Regions from separate parts of the Homo sapiens genome. Here region 1 is linked to region 2. Evidence: chromatin contacts called from ENCODE Hi-C or POLR2A ChIA-PET data. All regions are on one chromosome and are shown on one strand. The core of a region is the stretch at or near the end of the contact, and the rest is flanking DNA. Distances in the headings are between cores, read along the strand shown.

The links. A loop is a pair of places that touch in the nucleus more often than their neighbours do. ChIA-PET counts read pairs that join two places held with the same protein, here RNA polymerase II (POLR2A). Pooled maps may share reads with other maps.
Region 1: a map of B cell shows a loop between it and region 2 (5-fold over the local background). The contact joins the promoter of ZMYND11 here to the enhancer-like site in region 2. A Hi-C loop is called at or near these places in 1 of 168 maps with a recorded cell type or tissue (B cell), 4 of 37 single-sample maps with no recorded cell type and 11 of 50 pooled maps. POLR2A ChIA-PET finds 5 or more read pairs at or near these places in 3 of 52 experiments (AG04450, MCF 10A and T-cell).

Annotation. Positions count from the first base shown.
Region 1 is chr10:134,170-136,869 of GRCh38, reverse strand. ZMYND11 (zinc finger MYND-type containing 11) reads right to left here and starts at 1,415. Exons shown (of 15, transcript NM_001370100.5): 1 at 1,311-1,415. RefSeq lists silencers at 1,988-2,166, 614-2,173.
Region 2 is chr10:315,959-318,658 of GRCh38, reverse strand. All of the region lies in intron 31 of DIP2C (disco interacting protein 2 homolog C), which reads left to right. Among named protein-coding and RNA genes, the nearest start is that of ZMYND11, 180 kb to the right of the region's middle. Within about 2 kb of position 1,263, at least 4 of the 41 ENCODE cell types and tissues checked have a DNase peak (open chromatin) inside an H3K27ac peak, as active enhancers do; they include B cell, where a contact is called at or near this core.

The DNA.
Region 1 (2,700 bases), core at 166-2,665, 180 kb after region 2:
ACATACTGCACAAAATACCGGGAACCGCGTAAGGGCTGTATATGACACTGGGTGCTGCATACACAGTGTGAAAGGATACTATGTACACACCATATATGACCCCAAGTACTGTGTGCACACAGTATATGACACCTGGTACTATACACACCGCATATATGACACCAGGTACTACATACACACTGTATGTGACAACAGGTAAGGTAAATATATTCAATACTATCCAGATACTACATACACTCGTATATAACATGGAGTACCACACGCACAGCTCATATGGCAGCAGGGTACCAGGCACCTACTGCACACAATACCGGGGGCTGAGTGCACAGCCTAAGCGAGGAAGATACATGTACACACCGTGTATGATAGCCGGTACGACACCGGGTACTTCGAGCACACTGCATATGACACAGAGTACACACCATATATAATCCCCGGTACTGCGTACCCACCGCATAGGACACCGCACTGCACAACGAGCACTGGTACACACGAATAAAACAGGTACGGCGGTCACTCTGCAAAAGACACCGGGCACGGCGCACACATCGCCAGCTCCTCCTCCTCCCGGCTCGGGAGAAAAGCGCGAGGAGAGACTGCAAGTGAAAGTCCGGGTCCCGGCGCCCCCCCTCGTCCCAGCCGCGTCCTCAGCAGCTTCTCCCCGGAGCTCTGGGTGGGAGGAGGGCGGCGGACCCCACAGGACTGTCCCGGAGGTCCGCGAGGACCTGTTGAGGCGGCGGCCTCGCTGCCGGGGTCGCTCACAGCCCCGGGGGACCGACGAATCTCCGCCCCGGGCCTCGGGGCCAGCCCTGCCCGCCGCTCCCGGGCTAGCACACGACGTGCCGCGCCGACAAACGCTTCCTCTCCGCCCGCCACACGCCCGGAGCCGCGTTCCCCGCCGGCCCGGACTGCGCACGGGCCCAGGAGGCCTGACCGAAAGCGGGGCACAGGGCCCGGCGGGCGGTGCTCACGCGACTCCGCGGCTTCCCGGCCCGAGCAGGCCCCGCGCGGTCCTCCGGGGCCTCATCCCGGGGCCTCTTCCGCGGCCGCCCAAGGCGAGTGGGCGCGGGCCGGCAGCCTCCGCAGGCCCCGCCGCCGCCCTCGCAGGCCCCGCCGGCCCGGCCCGCCCCGCCATCCACAAAGCTCCCCGGCAGCTCGGAGCTCTTCGCGAGCGGGCGAGCGACCGTCAGCACCCACTGGTGCCGCCGCCGCCCCAGAGGCCGCGGCCAGGCAGGCTCCACCGCGCGGGCCGCGCCATCTCCACGGACGCCCCCGCCCGCCCCGCCGCCCCGCCGCCGAGCTTTCCCCACCATTATGCTCCGGCTCCTCCACCGCCGCCGCCGCCGCGCCCGGCCCTCCCCTCCGGTGCCGCCTCCTTCCCGCCGCCCGGCGCCTCTCGGGCCTGAGCCGGCGACGGGCGCGGGGGGCGGGGGGGACGCTCAGGCCGCCTCCTCCTCCTCCCTGCCGGCCTCCTCCCTCCTCCCCGGCTCCCCCCCGCCCGGACCCCGCCGCCGGCTCCGCGCGAAGGGCTCCGGGCTCGAGGGGCGCCATGTTTGTAATACTCCACCTCAGAGAACGCCGCGGTCGCGCCTGAGCGAGGGAGGCTAGGCGGCCGGGTCGCCGCGTGCGGGGTGAGGGCCGGGAGGGCACCGCCGCCCGCACTTACTCGCGTCTTCCCCTGGCGCCGCGGGCCTGCGGGGCCGGAGCGGGCGGCGGGAAGTTGGGCGCCGCCGCCCGGGAAAGTTGGGTCCCCGCGAAGCCGCGGCAGCCGCTCACATGGCGATGCGCGCGGGGCGGCCGCTCGGCCCCACCGGCCCCTCGGCCCGCCCGCCCTCGGAGTTTATTGTGTCGGGTCGAGGCGCCCCGCGGCCGGGCCGCGCACTGGGGGCTCTAGCGGCTGGCGCCGGACTTGCGCGCGGCCGGCCCGGCTCGCGGCCGCCTCCCGCCCGGGGCCGGAGCCGTGCACGCGGCTCCTACCTTCCCCACGTCCTGTCTTCGGCGCCTCTATCCGAAATTTGTTGGAGCATATTCCTCTGTCTCCACACATGCACTCCGTATCCACACACACGTGAAGGCTACGTACGTGCAGGCGCGCTGGAGCCGGGAGCGGGCGCCGAGGCCGGGGCGCGAGGGGGCATTGTCAGGCGCCGCCGCAGCTCAGCCCCGGGTGGACCCGGTGCCTGCCCCTGGCTCGCGGGGTCCGGAACAGCGAAGTCTGAGAAGTACGAGTGCTTCTCTTAACAACATTGTTTAGGTAGTCTGAACAGCCCTTTACTCCTGTCATCAAAAAGAGCGGTAGGGATACGCTAAGTTCCCCGTTTCATCTCTGCGCAAACAGGACCGCGAAAAGAACAGGACCACCCATCAGCAGCCCTGCAAGAACACTGCAGATTTGCGCGAGAAGTAGGTTATCTTCTATGGAGAGGAATTCTAGACCTAATCAGAGACGATCCCTTAAGACTCTGGTTTAAGAAAGGTTCGGAGATAAGCATACTTTGATAGCGTTCACCTGTTTTCCCTGAGGACCTTTCGCCACTGGGAGTCGGGGAACACCTGTCAGTCAGAGTCCTCTGCTCTGAAATTCGGTGAGTACAGGACAGCAAGGTGTTTTCAGGGAGACCGCATTCTCATAACTTTTACTACAGTATAGTGTTATAATTGTTCTGGTTTATTATTAGTGTTGTTAATCTCTCATTGTGC
Region 2 (2,700 bases), core at 14-2,513:
TTCCAGGTATCCTGCACGTCAGCCAGCTTTCTGACCTGTAAGCAATGGAAACCTCCTTTGGCAGTTTGAGGCACCAGTGAGTGGCTCTCAGAACCACCAAGGGAGTAGGACCAGCGTTGGGAACCTGCCTATGGGAACCGCTTGTGCAGCAGCTTGTTCTTGTGAGGACACCACACCTTGAAGTCTGCACTGCTGACCTTGTTCCTGGACACGAGACTTCCCCACCAGCATGGCATTCCCCAAACCTGGATCGTGTCTGGACACCTTCACTGCCGACAGCAAGAGCCCGATTGGTTTGTGCTGTAAATGGATGTGACTGGTTGATCGTCTCCCCACACCCTAGCTTCCAGGAAGGCTGGGAAGGGACTTCTGGTATTTTTACTTCCTACAGAGCCACAAGGGCTCTGTATTCAAACAGGACTCAAAAAGTGGAGGAGTTCTCCCGATACAGGAGGACGGTTGAGATGTATGGTGACCAAAGTGTGGCAGCGGTGGCTGCTCCCACCCCTCCCTTTCGCCATCCAGCATCACTGTGTTCTCGTCCTGCCCTTACGCATCTCCATAGCCCCAGGAAGCCACCGTGATGCAGCTGCTGCTTTTACGTCTACTCAGGCACTTGCCCTTCATGCAAAGGGGAGACAAGCCGAAGCCTCTGGAATTACCATGACCGTCATCAAACCCACGACTTCCTAGGCGATGCCTCCTCTTTCTCTGGTTCCATCACTGATATTCTGTGATCTACAGATGGAATTGTAAAATTTACAATTGAGGGATGAAGAGAGAGAAAAGAAGAGGAACATTCGAATTCTACCAGTGTTTTTGGATGTCTCACGTGCCCTAGGCACTGATGGACACTGCACTGAACAGATAATCATGTTGGATCTGCAAGGTGCTAAGTGAGTCTTTCCATCTGTCTCCAGGAATGTTGGAGTCACCGCTGGAAGAGTCTTAGGGACCCAGGAGATCATGATGAGGGTCTGAGGGGTGTAACTGCACAGCTTCAAGTGTTCGCCTGGCTTTCAGCAAGGGATTCTCTATCGCAGTCACAGAACATGCCTGGCTTTTAGTCTATGTCTTGAACCAAAAAGCAAGAATCTGAGTTCATCATTCACTCAGTAAGTTCAACAAAAACAGCCGTGCCGTGTCACGTCTGGGTGCTTTCATCTGCTCTGTGGCTTGGCAGCCCCTAAACTAAAGCCTTCCCACGCCCTCTCTCTAAAGTGTCAGAGCATGGCGTCCAGGCTGCCAGCCTCATGGTGCTTTCCGCACAGCTACTCAGCTCTGCTGTGCCACTCAAAGCAGAAACAGGCAATATGTAAATGAGCAGGCATTGCCGTGCTTCAGTCAAACTTTACGAAAGCCAGTGTTTGGCTGGTCCTGATGACCAGCTTGCTGGTAGACGGCCTGAGCTGAGTTCACACTGTCTGTGGCCCCCACCCCACCAGTAATCCATTCCAGAACCCCCATTTCCTGACAGTTTGTCACCTGCATCAATGCCTGATGACAACATACAGATCCATCCATTTGATGCCAACCATAGAAACAAGCTCAATGTGATTTTTGCAAATTTATTTTTTAAATATTTTGGAATTCCATTTTTTATTGAGATGTAGAAGTCACAAGAGACTCTTGTTCCAACCATAACCGTCGGAACAATCTGGTTAATACACAGACTCATCGTTTCTAAGATCCATCAGAGAGCTGAAGACTCAAATGTAGATGAATTACATTTCTTCCTAGGAGAAAAGAGACCTGTATGTGGTTTTTCCCATGGCAGAGGAGCCAGGAGAAAGAATTTACCATAAAAAATGATAAAGCAAAAAGTTTCTGAACTTTTTAAAAAACATAAATGGCAGTATGTTATTTGCAAGGTAGATGAGAATCCCAGGGGAGTCCTAAAAGTGGATGCATTTTCTCTGAGGCACTCTGAACCTTTAGTGTGCAAAAGGCAGGGGCTCCTGAGGGCTGGGAGGTGAGCAGGAAAGCCGCTGGCTCCCGCTCGAGGGTGGCCTGGATCACCCAGCAGAGCCCTGGCTACCCTCCAGGGCAGCCCAAATCACCGTGGGAACTCCACTCACACTTCAACAATGGAGGTGGGATGAGGGCATAGCACATCCCTCTGCAGCGCCCTTGCCCTTCACCATGTGTAACGTATTTGCCTTCCAAAGGCTGGGAGTGTGGCAGTGGAATAGAGGAAGCTGGGGGTGAGACTGAAGAGAGAATCACCCAGTTACCTAAAGTGGGTGGAAGGTCTCCTACTGTTTGGAAAGCAGATCTCTCGCCGTGAAGCATAGAAGACATCCAGTGTCAGTGTTCAGGCCCAGCATCCGGATCCTGCCCATAGGCTTGTAAATTCTTTTCTGGGGGTAAATGTTATTTAATCTTTACTGTTCTTTTAAATACAATCTTCGTTTTTCATAAAACATTGTGTTATATAATCAAAATTTAAAAGACCTGCAAAGAAGCAAGAGAAATGGACTCATGTTCATGAGAGGAGATGGCCCTAGAAAGAGTCAGTAGAAGAGACATGCTGCAATTATCAGAGACTTCGAAATAGCTGTGATAGGTGAGGCCAGAAATTCGTTGAAAAGGTGTACAACATCTATGAAGAGGTGGGGGGTATTGCAGAAAGATAAAAACTATGAGAAAAAACAAAATGGAAATGCTGGAAATGAAAACTAGTATTAGAAATAAAATTCC